2 separate regions of the Homo sapiens genome follow, and region 1 is linked to region 2. A link is an interaction called in ENCODE POLR2A ChIA-PET data of the cell type or tissue named here. Cell type or tissue: Caco-2. All regions are shown on one strand. Links, peaks and the distances in the headings refer to the core of each region. The heading gives the core; the rest is flanking DNA.

The links. Peaks named below come from ENCODE experiments on the same cell type or tissue, not always from the same donor. Only the 100,000 strongest peaks of a DNase experiment are listed, where the experiment ranks them.
Region 1: POLR2A ChIA-PET joins it to region 2 with 5 read pairs; 4 of 35 experiments call an interaction of 5 or more read pairs at or near these places.

What each region holds. Positions count from the first base shown.
Region 1 is chr11:114,026,118-114,035,985 of GRCh38, reverse strand. LOC124902761 (a long non-coding RNA gene) reads right to left here and starts at 716. Exons shown (of 2, transcript XR_007062896.1): 1 at 609-716. In Caco-2, for the core only: no CTCF peak of the experiment used is centred there; no DNase peak of the experiment used is centred there; H3K27me3 peaks cover 133 bases.
Region 2 is chr11:114,205,292-114,215,159 of GRCh38, reverse strand. The region is part of intron 4 of ZBTB16 (zinc finger and BTB domain containing 16); the gene reads right to left. Among named protein-coding and RNA genes, the nearest start is that of NNMT, 86 kb to the left of the region's middle. RefSeq lists enhancers at 1,643-2,143, 2,144-2,644. In Caco-2, for the core only: no CTCF peak of the experiment used is centred there; DNase peaks (open chromatin) are centred at 3,239, 5,049 and 5,607; H3K4me3 peaks cover 266 bases.

The DNA of each region.
Region 1 (9,868 bases), core at 2,011-7,010, 180 kb after region 2:
TAATCTCAGCATTTTGGGAGGCCAAGGTGGGTGGATCACTTGAGCCCAGGAGTTTGAGACCAGCCTGGCCAACATGGCAAAACCCTGTCTTGGCAAAAAATACAAAAATTAGCCGGGCATGGTGGCGCGTGCCTGTAGTCAGTCTCAGCTACTAGGAGGGCTGAGGTGGGAGGATGGGTTGAGCCTGAATGGTGGAGGCTGTGGTGAGCTATGATCGTGCCACGGCACTCCAGCCTGGGCGACAGAGCAAGACCCTGTCTCAAAGCCCCCACGCACCCCCACAAAAAAACTCCCAGGGAATTCTAACGTGCAGCCTGATAGAGAGCCATTGGGCAAAAGTGGGCATTCGTTCGCCTCTACTGTGGATGTCTGCGCTGGGTGTAATGTCAGTGTCTGCATATGGCTGTCTGTCCTTGATCCAGTCTGTCCCTGCATCCAGTGTCAGACACCAGTGTGGACTTCGTGCCTGCCTGACAGTGTGTGTGTGTGTGTGTGTGTGTGTGATGCTGATGTCTGACTGTGGTGTGGGTCCGTGTGCCTGCATGGAGTGAGTGAGCTGAGGTGGAACTCATACACTAGGTGCAGACTCAGGAGGCGAAGGGTCCTACCAATGTCTCTCTATCCTTAAGAGTTAGAGAAGATGGTTTGCAGCCGCCTTCACGTATTCGCATAGTTCACACTCTTTGCTGTTGGGAAGTTCTTCCTGTTGTCTCACTTCAGTCCCCTGTCAAGAGGAGAAACGTCTAGATTGAAAAAGTGCCAGTTTTCCCATCTTCTCTGGTAGCAGCCATAGGAACGGGAGGAAGTCCGGCCTGGAGCTGCATACCCAGGGCTGCTGGCTGGCGCGGCCGGGCTGTCTTCCTCGGTCTCATCACTCCATCAGGCCCTGATGAAACGGGTTTGAAGGGAGAAGAGCCAGCACCAGCACAATTAAATTAATTTCCAGCAGCTGCATGGGATTAAAATTACCCACTTCTCCTTTCTGGCCTCTATCTAATGTTCCTGAAAATGATCTCCTGATACTCTGCTTCTCCTCATTTCTCTTTCTTATGGTCTCAGCTTTTGGTACATCCACTCCTGATTGCGTTGCCCGTCCCAAGCTGCCCTTCCTTCCCCTACATGTGGCTGTAGATCAAAGTCCTGGTGAGACCCCTGTCCCCCGGGCCTGACTGGCCTGACCCTCTCCTTCCCAGACTGCGGGAGCTGGCCAGAGGCAACATCCAGAGGCAGAGTGACCCTCAGGAGTGGGACAGTCTGTCTTGGTGCCTCAGCCCTCACGGAGGTCCCATGGGAATGGAGACTTGCACTCCCCATGCCTGTCCTTTCAGGAGGCAGAGGAAAGGCAACACCTTATGGTGGAGTGAGCACCAGACTTAGAGTCCAGGCATATGGGCTCCAATGCCTGTGTTTCCATGAGTAACTCGACCCCTCTGAGCATGCCTTGCCTTCTGCAAAATAGAGAAGGGAATATCTATCTTACAGATTGCTGTAAAGACTAAATGAGAAAATATAGGGAAATATGTGTGTGTGTGTGTGTATATATATATATATAATGTACATAGATAGCTAGATAGATACTAGAACCTGCCCCATGGTAGATGATCATGCATAATATTAATGAGTACAGTAATAGCTAGTATTTATTCAGTGCACACTACAGGATGATGTTTTAAGCTTTGAATAGGTTGTGTTTAATCATCACAGCAGTACTTTGAGGTAGAACCTTTGATGACTCCCATTTACAAATGGGGAAAGATGAGGCAGAGAGGTATCAGGAAACATGCCCAAAGACACACAGTTCTTGGGTGATAGATCAGGAACGTGACCTCTGGGAATCTGATTACATGTACTGAAAGAAAAAAAGAATATATCACTGAACTATGCACATACTTAGGTATAGTATTTGCTTGTATCTGTGCATGTAGGAACACACACACACCACACACACACACACACACACACACACACACATCTTTGCATATTATCACTGCATAACCCCAGGCCCTGCACCCTCCCTCCTAGAAGAATCCAGGGGAAACAAACTGGTCAGCTGCAACTAGTAGGAGAAAACTAGCCAGAAAGGAAGCCAGGTGCCTACGGACAGAGGAAAGCTTCCGGAGGAACCTGCTGGGCCAACTGGGTAGGGCAATCTGTATGACTCTCACCTCAAATGATGAAGCAGGCTCATGAAAATGGGAACAGGCTTTCCTTTGACACTGTTCTCACCCAGAGTAACCTGAAGGACTCAGGTTCAGCAGGTTGGGCATGAGGGGCAGCTCTCCCTGCATTGCTATGCTAGAGTCAGCTCATCTCAAAGCCTCATCCACTGATTCCAGCAATGAGGCCTGATCCCTTCTGTGCTTTGCATGTGATTGGCACTTAATGGAATTTAATTTCAAGTTCTCCTCTGCTGCACTCAGTTCCCTTCCTCACTGGTCTGCTGAGTGGAGCTGGAGGATGGGAATGTATTCTAGGGACTGGCCTCTGCCCTCTCCCTGCTGTATAATGGTGGCCTCATCACTGCCTTCTCTGGTCATCTCTAAGGTTTCATCCAGCCTGACATTCTGAGTCTCTGATTCCATTCAGGTCCTTAGCAGCCTTGGCTGCCATGGTTTGAGGGTAGGGGTAGTGTGTGCGGGGGAAGTCATGTAGTTGTAAGCCCCAAACGACACATGGTCCAGTGGAGGAAATGATGTGGAAATGAGGGAAATGTCACCCTGGCGCTGCCCCTGCCCACATGGCTTGACCTCAGGGTCAGAATCAGGATGTGGGATGATGCAGTATGATTGTGGAATTGGGAGCAGTCCACCCTCCCAAATGCCTCAAAGGGATAAAAGGAAACATCAGAGCAAAAGTAAGAGATGGTTCAGGCTAGGCACGGTGGCTCACACCTGTAATCCCAGAACTTTGGGAGACCGAGGCAAGTGGATCACGAGGTCAGGAGTTCGAGACCAGCCTGGCCAACATGGTGAAACCCCGTCTCTACTAAAAATACAAAAATTAGCAGAGCATGGTGGCTCACACCTGTAGTCCCAGCTACTTGGGAGTCTGAGCCAGGAGAATCGCTTGAACCAGTGAGGCGGAGGTTGCAGTGAGCCAAGATCGCACCACTGCACTCCAACCTGGTGACAGAGCAAGACTCTGTCTCAAAAAAAAAGGAAAAAAGAAAAGAAAAGAAAGAGATGGCTCAGTAGAGCCTTCCCCAATCCCAGCTCTCCCCTGTGTAGCACTTGCCTTGTGCCAGCTACTGTCCTAGGCCCTTAAAGAGACCAACTCATTTAGTTGTAGGAATGACCCTATGGCAAGGTACTATTTTTATCCTCGTTTTACAGATGAAGACACTGAGCCATAAAAAGGTTACACAGATAAGTAAATGGTGAAACTAGGATTTGAAATGAGAGACTCTAGGGTTTATCATTTTAACCATTACATTTGATGGCTTTCCAAAGACAGTTGCCATCCAGGTCCAAGGAGTCATTTGAGAAAAGGTAAAGTACAAGGTACTCTCTGGAACCTGCATGGGAATACTGCCCAGGCACACCCTTCATTCAGAGGACGCTGCAGCTGGGAGATGAGGGGAGCCCCTCACAGCTGGAGGACCTGCTTACTAAAGAGCCCCCCGAGTTCCTGCTGTAGTTCTTTGCTTGTAGCCCCAAGGCAAATGCCTTGCACTTCTACATCCAGGGGATAAAGGACAGGGAGATGCTTCGTCCTCTTGAGATGGCTTTGTCGGATTGGCCCTAGGAGGTGCATCTCTCCACCCCTCCTGAAGTCTCCTCTTCCTGCTCTGACCACCCCGGCCCCACCCTCCACAGTGGGAGGACTGGCAAGGCCTGGGCAGCAGAATGCGTTGCTCAACACAGGGCAACATTGGCACATGCATCCATTTCCAGTTTCTACTGAAAACACCGGCTGAAGAAGGCAGAACAGGGAGACAAAGCCCTGAGGAGGGATTAGAACCCAGCAGGCTGCCAGGGCCAGGGGGCTGGGCTATGATGGACCCCAGGAGCAGATGAATTGGGAGAATCCCGAGCGCATCCATCACCCCATCAGCAGCAAACCCCCAGGCCTTGGGGTGGTGTGGGCTGAGATTGACCTCATGCCACAGAAATAAAGAAGTAAGAGGGGAAAGATGAAAGTGAAAACAACCCCAAAAGAGAGCGGGGAGGAAGATGAGTGACAGTCCCAGCTGATGCAAATATTGACATAACCATTATGAGGGTAAATAAAACTCCCATTTATGTTATGCAAGTGCTCTATTCTTTGAATACTTCTGTCTTGAGGAATTTTTTACTTCGCCATAGAAGAAAAATGTTTTCATATTCTCTCCCGCCGCTCAGACCCAGAACCCAGCGAGGCCTTGTGCCCCCGAGAGCCATAATATTATTTGTTAACATTTTTATGATGCCAAATGGTCTGTAGGAGAACGGGCGCCATTCTTTAGCTGGGAAACCATATGGCACGATGAGTAATAAATAAGGTATTGTGATAGTTAATGAACCTAATTGCCAGCGAAGGCTTTAACACGGAGACTGTGCTGCTGAGAATTTAGCACCGCATTAGGGATGCTGCGGAGCTCCCCTGACTTCCGAGGCTTAATTTAAGTTCTATATTGCAAACTCCAGAAAATAATTCCAAACCCTCCTGCTGGAAAAGCAACCTGCTGGTAGACTGTGATTATACCGAATTACTAAAATCGCAATCAATTTTATACACACAGTTAACCCTTGCCAGGAAGTACTCCCAGAGAGGAGAAGGATCAAGATTGTAGCCCATTCTACTTTGCTGCAGACTAAGGAGGACAAGAGTCAGGAAAGGTGTGCCCAAAGGAGGGGACCAGTTAGTTCTAAGGAGGCTTGTTAAGCAAAGAGAGGACGTACGGGAGATGCTCGTAGCAGACCTGAGCATACTTCTCCAGTCCTACAGGGTCTCCTTCATTGAAGGACAAGAAGACAGAAGGTCTTGGAGAGCGGGGTCTATGCTCACCCACCACTCCCAGCAGCAGGAATCCCTGGCAGGAAAAGAAACTGAGCCATTGCTGCTATTATTCCATAAGTCAAGGTTATTAACTAGAGAGGATCGAATCCTGGCAGTCAAATAACCTTGCACTGTGTAAAATGTAAATGCCGAACAGCTGCTGCTGAACTTTCAGTGGTGCCTGGAAGGTTCCCTGGGTGAGAAGAGCACACCACAATGCCAGGGGGAAAGGCATTTCTTCCCAGCTCATTTTCGGAGCTTGTAACTGGCCCTCCAGCCTTGGATAAGATAGAGGAGAATGGTTGGCTGTAGAAAGGGAACTTCCTGGGAACAGGTCAAGCCAGGTGTGACAAGAGAGAATGCTTCAAGACCCTGGATCTCCCTAGAAGATGCCCGTGCCAGGGCACCTCTCATCCATCAGGCCACCTCCCATGGCAATGCCCCAGGCTGTGGTTTGGAGAGCTCAGAAATTTCCTTTCCAGAAGAGTACTCCGAAAGAGATGGGAAACCCCACTTGGCACTCCCTGTGCTAAACTTTCCCGCATTCAGAGAGAGGCCAAGGGGGCAGGCTGAGACGTGGGAGAGGAGATTGGAAATAAGGAATATCTGCATAAGTCAAGAAGACAATGGGAGAAGCTTGGGTCAGAGAAGCCAAGAAGGCCAAAAATGTACAGAGGAGAGTTAGGAAGGTCTTGAGACCAGGTAAGACCCAGAGGCAGGTGTAGAAGAGGGGTCTGGCCCAAAATGTGAAACCCTGCAAGGGATGACCATGAGTGGCCATGTCCCTCCTTCCTCAAGAGCTAGGACAAAGACCCTTTTCCTACTGTGGTCTAAGGCACATTCAGCCTCATCTGGAAGGCAGGGATCTTGGGTAGGCTATGGAAACTCAACAGTAGGGTTTATAGGAGAGAGGCCTCAGGAGCTTTGGCATTGAGAAGTTCTCTACATAAGGCAGAGGCTGAGGCTTGGGAGTAGGATGAAGGATGGGGCATTGCTATAGATGTTAAGCTTCTAGAAGGCAGGGAACCTACCTGATCTTAGCAGCTAGCCTGTATGCACTTGGGAACCTGAGTGAGATGGACATCAGAAAAGTATACTCCACAGGTGACCAGGAGAGGAAGCACTGCATCAACCCAACTTGCCAGGCAGCTGGTGTGGGTGACGGCTTCTCCAGGCAGTGCTGCCAGGATACAGGATCACCATGGTCCTTTTCAGCCCCATTCTGGGTTTTCGACTTTCTCTGCTGCCCTTGGTTTGTCCCAAGGCTGTGGTACTCAGCTGCTGCTGTGGTCCTGAAGTGGAGTCTAGTGGTCCTGAAGTGGAGTCTATTATCTGCCTTGTTTATAATTCCTACCACCAAACCCAGTGATAGAAGCTGAGACCCCAAAGGTATTCCCAATTCCTACCTACAGAGGTAGAGGGTGAGGGAGAAGGGCCATAGGATCCCCACATGGCCCTTGAACTCTGCTGGAGCTTCAGAATCAACTGGGGGCAGTCTTGAAAAACACAGACGCAGGGACCCAATCCCCAGAGGCTCCAATCCAACGGATCCAAGATGTGCCCCTGGCCTGTGCAGGTGTTGAAAGCTCCACAGGTGTTCCTGATGCAAAGCTGGATGGAGAACTATTTCCCCTGGAAGGTCCACACCCAGCCCTCACTCTAAACTTCCCCTTCTCAGCTCCAGATGGTGGAAGGAGAAATACCTACACTCTCCCTGGTAAGCAATTGAGGAACACAGAGATTCTGCCTGAACTACAAGCAAGACATAGAGGCAAAAGGATGACATTCTTAACTCCAGGGTGGTTAAACCCTAGGTAAGAACACAGGTAAAGTTGTTAAGTAAAGTTGTTGAGATCCCCCCTCTGGCAGCCTTTCCAGGTTACACAGATACCCATCTGGGAGCAGAAGGTTGAGCCAAAAGACCTTTAGATCTTTAGCTTTTGTAAGATTATAAGTATTTCCATATTTTATGGATGAGGAAAATAAAGGCCAGAAAGGTTCTGTGACTCTGTGAAGGAATTGACTAGAACCCAGGTGTCTTGACTCTAAGTACGTTTTCTTTCTAGATTATTTTTTGCATCTTTTTTATTCCAGTTATATAATCTGGGCATTGAGAGAATAAAAAAAAGAGCAAAAGAAATTCCAGGATTCATAGTCATACACTGGATGTAAGGAGGACAGTGGGACCCCTGAAGAGGCTTCCAGTTCTGAGATTGTAAGATGCTACAGGGGCTTGTCATCTGGTTGAAGAGACTTTTAAATATTTGACAAAGCCGTGTATTAAATATGCAAGTTAATATGAGCATCAAGGACATGGAATGAAGGACCTAATCCGCCAGTGCTTCCTAGAAAGGGACTCAAGGCAATACCTATTTACTGCTCATCGTAAGTTGATCACCCAACTCTGTGCTTAAGGCTTTGGGGAAATCAAGAGAGGTGGATGATCTTGTGCCTGTCCACAGGGAGCTTTCTGTCTAGTTAGAGAAGCAATGTGCACATGAAAGGGCTGGAGGACACTAAAGCAAGCAAGTCACCAGGACCCAGACACAGATGCTGTGGTCTACTAGTGAGCTCTCACTTTCTCTAGATTCTGAGAAGAGTGGGGAGTTGGACCAAGTTGGACCAAGACTCCCATGGCAAAGGAGGCTCCCTGGGGATTCTGGGCAAAGATCCCAGAGGCAGTGGGGGAATGGCTGCTTTCTCCAAGTCAAGGTGTGTTGAGGGGAAGTTAAAGCTAAACATAGGCTCCTGAGATGGTCTCTCCATACCACTGGGGCCTGTGGCCAAGCCAGTGGCCTCAAAAACCCCAGCTTTCCCTCTCCCAACTGGAAATAGTGGGACCTCGTCAACCCCACCACGGACAGAGCTCTGTCTCATCAGGCAAGTGCTGTGATGAAGAGCCACCTAGTGTGCATTTAATACTGTATATAAATACACTTTACAATCACGAAGAAGACTTTCTACTCAGAGGAGACCACTGGAATATTTTATAGTGATGCAGATCAAGTGAAAAGAAGGAGAATAAATAAAAGGGAAGATAATTATCCGATGGAGTTCTTTCAGTATATGCCACAGCAGGGCATACTTACAAAGAATACATATTACTAGAGAGACACAGCTTTTCAAGCATCAAACTAACCTATAAATTGTCAGACTCGAGAATGAGAGGAAAGGAATGGGAGAGATTTGGGTGCCCATCACGCCATTAGCACTGGGTTCCGTGCTCCACCTTGCTTGCAACAGCTCTACACGCCAGCCACAGCACAGTCCCGCAGAAGGGAGACGCCACCTAATAAATGTCTCTGGAAAATTACGACTGTACTGCTACAGTAAAAAGATGGCGCCGTTTATCTCAGCACCATCTGCACAGGCTCATTTGTTGCTCCTGAGGCAGCCCACACGCACCCAGCAAGTTTGCAACTCTCCAACACTTGGAGTGTTTTCTTCACCAGGATGCTGTGGGACTTGGAATGCAAATTTCTCTCCCGGCTCTGCGAGGTCAGCAGGAGAGATGATGCAAGAGGCCTGCAGCTGGACCTCCTGGCTGGTACAAGTCACCTGCTCCAGCATCCGATCTCAAGGTAGGGACCAGGAGCCTGGAATCCTTCTCATGCCAGTGAAAGCAAACATGAAACATCGTTCGTTGTTCATCCATTCATTCAGCTATTTAACAAACAACATGGAGTAGATGCTACATGCCAGGCACTGCAATGGAAATTAGGAGTACCTGCATAGCTGGCTCATACTTCCTGCAGGTTCTTATTCAAATGTCATCTTCTCAAGGAGGTCTTCTCTGGACCTCCTTCTCTAGAATTGAAACACCTCCTTTTTATAGCAGATTTGGTCCTGCTCTGTCAATATCCCCTCAGATCCCTTTGCCATTTTCATGTGCACGGACTCCCGGCGTGTGCTCATTCCCAGTAGCCAGCACCTGTGTCCCTTTGTAGATTGACTGTCTTCAAAGCTGCTGGAATCTACTTTGCTGTAGGTGCCCGGGAATCTATACAAACTGACTCCTACCCACCCTGGAGGTAGCCTTTAAATATTCATTGAATTCATGTGTACAAATCTATCAATACTTGCCCCCAGTGGCTACTACATTGTGAGGTGTTGGGTGTTGTTGAAACATAAAAGACTGAGGAGGGGGTAGGCAGTTATGAAACTAGGAATATGCAACCTCTGCATTGCACAGGAACTGTGAGCTTTTAAAGCATATGCAGTGAGCTCATTTCAATGACAGGGCTAGAGGCGGCATTGCTGAAAGCTGGCAGCTGAAAGGGACAAGGTGTTGGTGTGGCTGGATGAGGCCACACTTTCTGCTGTGACCCCAGACTATTTTCCTATCCACCTGGAAGACACAGGCTGCTTTAGCATCACTTGTAGTCTCTGCACAGCAGCAACCAGACCGCAAAGACCACATGACCACAGTGGCCTACAGGATTCCTTCCTTCTCTTTGGTAGGCTCCCCCTGCAGGTACTGAAATAAAATCCCCTCTCTGCTCCCTCTAGGCTTTCCTCTGGTTTCCTCCATACCCAGCCCACTTTTCTATATGCAAACCCACCTTCTTGCCTTCAGGAGAAAGAAGCACTGTTCTTGCAGAACAGAATCCACTCCCTGTTGGGCTTTGCTTTGGGACTCATTTGAGCTAGTTATGCCACTGGTGGAGAGAGTGGACGCTGGGGAAATAGGGACCTGATTATGATGAAGCTTGGTTGGGCACTTTTCAGTAGGCAACACAGAGCCAGTGATGGTGTTAATTGTGGAAGAGACCTAATTGGAACTGCAGGAGGGTAGAGAATGAACTAGCTGAGCCCATACAAGAGGTGGGAAGTCCAATGAGGGGCTCTTGGACGTATCTGGGTGACTGTAAGTATAGGCAGTAATGCTATG
Region 2 (9,868 bases), core at 2,336-7,335:
TAGATTCACCACTTGTTTTTATAGCACTCATTAAGGGACATAAAAGACAATTCTTTTCAGCGTTTTGGTGCTGAATTATAAATTCAATTAACTGGACACAGTTAACCTCATAGATCCAGAAATCTTTATATTAAAGAAGCAACTTCCACCTATAAGCAGGAAAAAAAAAAAAAAGATAAGCTCCTCTCTCTGGCTTCCAAATCCCTCCACCCCAATTGAGCAGACTTTCTGCCATCATCACTCACGTCTGCCTTTTCTCCTTCACTTGTGCCTTCTTCTCTGCTTTAGGAAAAAAAATAATTTCAAAATCAAGAAAAAACAAACAAACAAACAAACCACCACAGGCTGGCCAACATGGCGAAACTCCGTCTCTACTAAAAATATAAAAATTAGCCGGATGTGGTGGCGCATGCCTGTAGTCCCAGCTACTCACGAGGCTAAAGTATGAGAATCGCTTGAACCCGGGAGGCGGAGATTGCAGTGAGCCAAAATTGCGCCACTGCACTCCAGGATGGGCGACAGAGCAAGACCCTGTCTCAAAACAACAACAACAAAAAAGCCAAAAAAAAGCCCCCAAATAACACCAACCACCCTGAGACTTTAAATCCTCCAGCAAGATATAGAATCTCTCTTCAGCCTAAGTTTACTCCAGGGATCATAATAGCCATAGGGCTGCTGTGAGAGTTAATACAACTAAATAATAAACTTAGCTGAGTACCTGGCCAGTATGCCATAAAAGGTAATGCCATTAATATCATTTTCAAAAAACTTCACAAATAACTATCACAGTTATTAATATCATTTTCAAAAAACTTCACAAATAACTGTCACAGTTATTAATATCATTTTCAAAAAACTTCAAGTCCCATCTCCCCTACTAACTCTTTCCCAGTAATCTAATCAGTACTTATTGAACATATAATGTGTACCAGGCCCTGAGTTAGGTCCCAGAGATGGAAAGATGAGTAAGGCACTGTCCCCTTACTATGGGGGTCCAGACATGAGACTAAATACTGTGTCCTCGTTAACATATTCCTTCTCTAAATTCCTCTCCACGCACCACCCAGGCTGGCATCTGATTACACAGTGACCTTTTGCTGGTCTCTGGCTGATTTATATATGTCTATATATAGTGTCTCCCCAGCAGATTTATGTCAGAATAGTAGGAAAAGACAAAACAAAACATGAGCGCCAGCATCAGGAAGCTCTACAACTTAAAAGAGGTGGAGCAGCAAGTAGTTCAAGTGTGAACTCTGCAGTCATTCATGGTGGATCAAACCCCACTTCACCACTTACTACTGCTGTGTGACCTCAGGTAAGTTACTTAACTCCTCTGTGCCTGTTTCATCTAAAACCAGGATAACAACAATCCCTGTCTCACAGGGATTTAGGGATTTTATGTGGATTCAAAGAGATGACGTGTTTAACATGTTTAATACTACTTAGCTTAAAGCAAATTATACCCCAGAGAAGGCTACCTATGTCTAGCCCTGATGTTCCTCATCTGGACACAGGAATGTTCATCTTGGAAAGTTAATATGAGGACCAAATAACACAGTCTGAGGTAAGCACTGGCACAGTTTGTGGCACCCAGTGACTTCAGTGAGAATCTAATTACTGCTGGGGTCTCCTCCCATGAGCAAGAAGCAGATCTTTCTTCACACCTTTTTCACAGTGGTGCCCTATCAGTCCAAATTAGCATTCGCTAATTTAATGTGAATGGGAATGGAGGGAATGGAAAGGAATGAGGATTTCTAAAGCTATTCTTTAGAAGAAAATTCTTTGTATTGCATTTTTTAAATGAGGAGGTGGTGGGATGGAGAAGACAAACAACAGGATACAGGACACGTGAATTTATGCGAGTCCTACAAATACCTATCTCTTGGCAAATGATTTCTCTGCCCAGTGTCCACCTTGGTTCAATGAGTTGGAAGCGATGGACAAAGCATTTCATCAAGGCCTCACGTCACCAAAAGCCTGGGTGAGAGTTAAGAGGGACAATGTTTCCCTACAGCAGCCAGGCCATGGTGGAGCAGCACAGTGGACTGAGGTGTCCTGGCCAGTCACAGCTCTGGATGGCCCCCTGTGGGCACACAGGGGGTCGGGGGGATGGGGGAACAGACAGACAAGCTTCCATGGGTGGGCCACTCCTGAGCCACAGAAGGAAGAAACAAAGTCAGCTGTTCAGAAGGATGTCCAGACCATCCAGTGATGAAGGTTGAGGGAGGGGTGCCGGCATTTTCTACCAAGCAGAAAACATAGAGACTTCCTCTGCAGATTTTTAGAAAAGGGACCCACAGCAATTCCTCCGGCACACGTGAGCACGGACTGCCTGCTCCGAGGCAGGCGATGGGGGATGGGGGGATAAGCCAGGTGGTCCCTCAGGGATGCTTCCAGCCCAAGGAATTTAAGGGTGGTTCCCAAGTCTCAAACATCCAGGACTGAACGACAGCAAAGGTATCATTACATTTATCTTCACTTGGCATCCAAAGCAGCTTCGGGAAGCAACCTGGCATGCTCAAAGGAGCACTAGGAAATACAGAGAATCAGAGCCCAGTGCCTGACTCCGCAACTGTGTAGCTGTGTGACTCTATAGCGAAGTCTTTTCACCTGTCAAGGCTCAGTTTCTTCATCTATAACAGGAGAAAATTGGAGCAGAGAATCCCCAAGTCCCTTTCTAAATTTGTGTGGCTATGTTAAAGGAGAAGAATGACCTCTTCCCTTCCTGCTTTCCCAAGCAGGGTCCACACCAGACAGGAGTGGACAAGAACTCCAGGAAACTTTGAAAATGCCTGGGGGAGGGGGAGAGGCACAACAAAGCCCCTTACTTTCTTTCTTTCTTTCTTTCAAAGTCACTCCCAGCTTCTTGGGACACAAAAGTATCTGTTAAGGTAAGTTAAACCTTCTCAAGATGAATTTTCCTGCGACTTTTAATTAAAAGTTCTTTAGAATTTAAAGAACACTATTCAGAAAAGGCTGAAAAAAAAATTTCATTGACACTCCCCCCTCCCCATCCCCCCTTTCCCAAGGAAAAGAAAAAGCTGTTTTGTGCACAGCTCGCCCGGTCCACACTGTACAAAAGGAGGTGGGCTGGCGGCAAGACACATGAGATGACCCTTTGACCCCAGACCGCTGACAAGTCCTCAATGGCATAAATACCAGATAATCAATCACATGCCAGGAGGGCGAGTCCCCCTGCCCTCGCCCCAGCGTTGGGGTTTATGAGAGATACACTGTAAATAGACACTGGCTTCTTAAAAGAGGCCCCCCTCAGCATTCCAGGGGCCGGCCATAATCCCGAACCAGGCCTGGCCAGATCCTTGACCATCTCGTTTTACAGCTTTCATCGCGAGCTTATAAAGCGCTCTGCCCTCCCAATCCCCCACTGCAAGCTGGCCTTCCTGGTATGAAATGAAGTCAAACTCCCCACTGCGAACGCAAACGGGGACTCTGAAAATCACTGCAAAGAAGGTGAGGGCAGAGGACAAGCAGGAAATGGGGCGGGTCGCCAATAACACCCCAATGCGGGGGAGGGGGAAGGGAGCCAACCAGGACCTGGGGAAGTGACGAAGAATCAATAAGGATGATACTGATGACAATGGTAACAACTGTGGTAACAGTAGTTAGCACTGGCTCAACACTTAGTAAGCACCAAACCCCACAGTAAGCACTTCATGTGTATCCTGTTATCTATCCTCAAAAATAACTCTAGGAGGCGGGCACTATTATTGCTATGCCCATTTTACAGATAAGGAAGGTAGGTGGGGGGCTCAGAGTTCAAATAATTTGTCCAAGGCCACAGTGACAGTTAATGACAGGGAAGATGAGATTTAAACCCACAGAAATGGCTCAGGTCTAGATATACCTCCACCCCACACCACCAAGTCTATGGATTTCTGCCTGGAAGGAGAAGAAGGTAGAAATCAATCTGCACTTTTAGGTCACTCACTTGGCTCATGCCTGTAATCCCAGCACTCTGGGAGGCCAAGGAGGGTGGATGAACTGAGGTCAGGAGTTTGAGACCAGCCTGGCCAAAATGGTGAAACCACTGTCTCTACTAAAAATAGAAAAATTAGCTAGGGGTGGTGGTGCACACCTGTAATAATCCCAGCTACTCGGGAGGCTGAGGCAGGAGAATCGCTTGAACCCAGGAGGCGGAGGTTGCAGTGAGCCGAGATCAAGACACTGCACTCCAGCCTGGCGACAGAGTGAGACTCCATCTTTAAAACAAAACAAAAAAAAAATCAACATATCATCTGAATAGTTAAATCTCCAAGACAGCCAGAAACTAGGCTAGTTTCAGAGGAGAAAGAGTTTTTACATCCAACTCACAAATTTTGAACCCCACTGTGGTATAAGATTCTCATCTCTGTCCTTTAACCCACCTTAGACCCCAAGAGCCCTGGCAGTGAACACCAGGCCTGGGATGTCTCTAAGGTAATGATGGCCTTCCAAAATTTTGCTCTTGCTCTGGGAAGTTTACCAAGATTCTAAACTAGCCCCGGCAAACAGGGAAGTGGGGGTGAGGAGAAGAAGACAGACGCTCTTGGTAAATAATTTTGATAATGCTTTTGTTTCAGGGTCAAAGGTTAAATATGGCCACACTAATCCGCTTCTTCCAAAATTAAAGCACAAGGGAGATTTTTCTGTAGCTTAGCAAGAGGGCTTTTTCTCATTGCTGGGGAAATGGTACTGATCCCGCCCACTGAACGGGGATGCTCGGCTGTTGCAGACAGAGATTTGTGCTAATTTGGACAGAACATCCCAGCTCCTGGCTGCAGGGTTAGAGTTATTTATTATTAAGACCAAAGTGAAAGAAATGCAAGGTGATTCTTAAAAATTTTAATAGTCCCTCTGTCCCACCCCACCGGCTTTTGAATAATGCTTCCTGAAATGTCCTAGAAAGGAGAGAGGAGAGTAAATGCTTGGGAACCCGACACTCACAAACTGTGCACGCGCGCGCACGCACACACACACACACACACACACACACACACTAGCTTTGGCTGTAAGAGAAAACATTAATGATCAACCCGCACATTTGCAATGTTTCACAGAGTGCAGAGTACACCTCCTTCATCTGCTCTTCTCAGCAGGCTCACCGGGCAAGTGGCTTTTTGACCCTCTTCTACCAATGAGGAAACCAAGCTTCTGAAAGGACAAGCAACTTGTCTGAAGTCTTGCTCCTAATAAGTAGCAGCACCAGGGCTAGAAATTTCTTTGTTCCTGTGGCTGCATTCCTGAGACTGTAGCAGACATACAGATATCCTTCATGAAGAAATATGGGGTCCCCTCAACAAACATGAGACCCACAGCAGGATGCCAGAAGGAACTCTGATCAGAAATGCCTCTCTCGAACCCATTTTCCTAAAGCTTATCCCTGGGCTGTGGTGTACTCCTGAAGTGGCAAGTGAGAGAGGGGTGAACATGCCTGGGGGCCTGAAATTGAGGATTCTCTATCCTTGCCTCCTGCTCTGACCAACAGTTAATTTTTCTCTTCCTTAACCCTGGTTGGGGGAATAGTCACCACCCTAAGGCAGAGGAGAGCCCCCCAGGGAGGCAGTTGCCTTGCAAGAAATGATTGTCCAAGTGTCAACAACCTGCTGCTTCCCAGAGCCTCAGGGTCAGAGGCCAGGAGGGAGCACAATGGCTTTCTGGAGCTGAAGGGTCTGGGGAGAGGGGCCTCTGGGGATCTCCGGAATGTGAAGGCTCTGAATCCAGGCACCGGGGTCTCCTGTTTTTGCCCTTTTATATCCTTCCTCCCTCCACAAATCCCAGACACCATTAACCTGAAAAACAGTAGATCAAGAAAGGAACGGGATTAGTAACAGCCTACATACACATGCATACACAAAAAAGTTTATTTCACAAGAAATGGCCAGCAAATCCTTCTCCAGCACACAAAATAAGTGCACCCCAAAGCAGCTTTGAGTGTCTCCTCCTCCTGCTTCCAAACCTTCCCTGCCCACTCACCCCACCAGAGTTGGGTTATCCACCTTTTCTGCATCCATGATGCAAGTCGCAAAAAGACCTCCTTTGTCTCTGCCCTCTTCTTATCTGCTGTCTCCTGGGGGCAAGTTATCTTCGGATGCGGGCACCTGCACAAGTGGTTGGTTCTCAAATCCCATTGAATGAATGAGATTTACAAGGGAATTACACAGTTTGGGGAATCTCTTCCTTCTGAAACTTTCTACTCTAGAGGTTATGGATCTGGAATGGTTTGCCTGTGGAATCTGTCTCATTGACCCATTCGGATGACGCCGAATCAAAAACCTTAAGATACCTTTCTTCCTAACTTCTGCCCACCACCTAACACTGAATACTTAATTACTGAATACTTAATCACTGAATGGACCAGTCTGTTTCCCTCATTATTTTCTCTATCATTCCAAACAATAGTGGTTAACTTGCTCTTGTACAGCATTTGTGGTGGTGGTACGTGCAGGGAGAAAGCAAGGTAGGTGCAAGATAAAAGAAGCCAACGGAAGAAAAGGGCCCAGAAAAGCTGGGATGGGAGGCTGTGCAGAGGGCACAGACTGGGGTGCATTGGCATTGCAGGGCACCCTGAAGCCAGAGCCCATGACAGGAAACCACAGCAAGAGGAAACATCACAATGACATCACCTTACATCTGAATCATGCTTTACTGCTTGCAAAGACCCTACCCTGTTCTAAGACCATTTTGGTCCTCACATCCCTTTTTGAGGTATAAAGGGCAGGTATGGTGTCCTAATTTTTCAGACAAGGAATCTGAGACTTGCAAAGGATGAGTGACTCTTCCAAGGTCCTTCACCTGGCAAGTGAAGAGCAAAAATCTGAAGCCAGACAAGAACAGATTCTTCATTCCTGCTTCTAATCAGGAAGCTCCCTTTTCTGTTTTTGATTAATCATGCAATAAGCATTTATTGAATGATTATTTGAACTAACACAGTAGAAAGGCCCAAGTCCCCAAGGTGGTTCAATCTTCACCCTAACTCGTGCAGTGGCAAGATAGCTAAGGGCAAGTGGTGTACATCTATGGTGCTGGAGACCAGAAGGAGGGTCAACTGTGAAAAGGGTGTCATAGAGAAGACAAATGAGCTGAGAAGACTCTATTAATACCAGGCAGGCAAGGCCAGGCGTGGTGGTTCACACCCGTAATCCCAACACTTTGGGAGGCCGAAGTGGGTGGATCACCTGAGGTCAGGAGTTCGGGACAAGCCGGGCCAACAGAGTGAAACTCCATCTCTAATAAAAATACAAAAATTAGCTGGGCATGGTGGCACACGCCTGTAATCCCAGCACTTTGGGAGGCCAAGGCAGGAGGATCACTTGAGGTCAGGAGTTCGAGACCAGCCTGGTCAACATAGTGAAACCCTGTCTCTACTAAAAATACAAAAATTATCTGGGTGTGGTGTCGCATGCCTGTAATCCCAGCTACTCAGGAGGCCGAGGCAGGAGAATCGCTTGAACCCAGGAGGCGGAGGTTGCAGTGAGCTGAGATCTTGCCACTGCACTACAGCCTGGGTGACAAAGTGAAACTCTGCCTCAATATGTGTGTGTGTGTGTGTGTGTGTGTGTGTGTGTGTGTTGTGTGTGTGTATCAGGCAAACAAGACACATGAGAGTGTGGGGGTTAGTGGAAGATGCATGGAGGAGAAAAACAGCCAGGAGAGTCTGGGAAATTCTAAGTGGCTCAGTGTACACGCATCATAGGGGGTGACAAAAGATGAGGCCTGTGACTCTGATTGTGAGGAACCTTCTGGGCCACGCAGCAGAGTCTAATCTTATCCCATCTGGAAATTCAAAACCCTGGTTATCCATAGGAATCTCCTGGGGAGCTTGAAAATACATCCATGTCTGAGCCCCATGCAGGAGGTTCTGACTCATCCGGGTTGAGGTGGGAACCTTTGCTTGCTATTAATACATTTTTTTCATAAAGTTCCTCTAAATGATTTCACTGTGTAGCTGGGGTAAGACAATGATGATGCTTTGAAGGATAAGAGAGAGAGACGCAAGAGCAGGTATGGGTGTTAAGATGGCAGAGACATCCTTACCTAGGATGTAACACATGAGGCCAAGCACCAAAACTTGGGCTGCAGCCATCAACTCTGCATCCACCCTCCATTGCCACCTTTGTCTTACAGGAATGAGGCAGTCGTTCAAAAACAGAGCATGCCGCCATCCTGGGGTCTTATGTGATAAACCTCTCACTAGGGTCCTTTCCCAGTGTCACTTGCCTTCAGACCAACAAGCTGCAGCTGTCAAACCAAGGGCACCTGAGAGATCAGACAGAGAAGTAACATGGGGGAAATGCTGTGTGCAGAAGCCATAGGTGTCTAGCCACAGCAGACTGGATTTTGGGCAGACAAAGGGATGGGGAACCTAAAAACATCACTCCTCAATTCTTAGTGCAGGTATATCACATCCAATTGCCTTGTTTTATTACTTATCTTTTTAGATATGTATGTTTTCCTCCCTAGCAATAGTTAGCTTTCTGAAAGCGGGCTGAGCCCTAATTTTTCTATTTTGTAAAAATGTACAGAATGCTTAGAACAGCACAGCTAGCAGGCAAAGTGAGGTTTGAGGAACTCCAGGCCATCAGCATCAGGCTTGCTATGGGGGCTCCTCAGGCCCATACAGAGCCCTGGTGCAGACCCTGACTCACAGACGGCCAAGGAGGGCTGCCTGGGGGCAGAATCTCCTACTCTGGGGATTTCCAGGAAAGGGAAAGAGGAGCTTTTCTGGAGATGGCACAGAGTTGTGGGTAGAGGGACAGAAGCAGTGGTCTAAGACCAGGGATTCCTGGGTTCTAGCCCACAGTGTCTCTCTCTAGCCTGCTGTGTGATCCCAGACAAATCCCAGAACCCCTCTGAAGCTCAGCATCATGCTCCCTAAAGCCCCTTGCAACAGTTCTGCAGTCTAGGAGTCTACAGATTTTAGAATTCTAGGACCCCTAATTAGTGTCTCCCGATGTGAAAACACCCCAACACTGGGCTCAGTATATGTAAATGGCAATTCCAGACTCTACTTTTGAAAGGTTGGCGATATGGCACCATGACTTGGTACTAGATGAGACAAGTCCTCTTTCTGAGTAGCAGCCAGGCTCCCTCTTGACATCCAGGAGCTTAAGATTTGGGGCCCAGTGGGTGTCCCAGAACAAGGAATCTAAGCTAGGGAGCCAGATGAGGTCAGTGGCCAAGACCTTGCCCTCTAGACCACTTGTCTGGAGACAGGGGATCCCGAGCCATTTCAAAATAGAAAAACCCTTGGTGCTCATTCATTTGTCAAAAGCCTCAAGTGTGTTCCCCAGAGGAGAGCAGTCAGAGTGACTCTAGGGCCCAAGGGGCAGCTTTCAGATGCAGAGTCTCCCCCTTGTCAATTCCTGTAACTAAAATGAATATGGAAAAGATAATTACCTTTAAAACATACTTAATACTTGAACACATTATCTCTACCTGCAGAAAAAGAATGTTATCTGATGGGATCTTCCCCATAAGCTTAATCAAATTGCTATCTTAAAACTCTCTGGAGTCCTGTGAAACAGTAATAGAAAATCCGAGGCAGAGGCTGGAAGCATTTTATATTTGTTTGGTTGAGGGGAACGTGCGTCCCATCTGACAATGCACACTTAAGAGACAAAGTCATTTCCAATCTGTAATGGATCTTCTCCTACTGGGGGCAGGGAACATTGCGTCTGACCCAAACCTACAATCTCTCTGTTAGCTAACTTCTCCTAAGGTTCAGAGAAGAAATTTTTTTTTTTTTTTTTTGAGACGGAGTCTCACTCTGTCACCCAGGCTGGAGTGCAGTGGCGCGATCTCGGCTCACTGCAAGCTCCACCTCCCGGGTTCACGTCATTCTCCTGCCTCAGCCTCCTGAGTAGCTGGG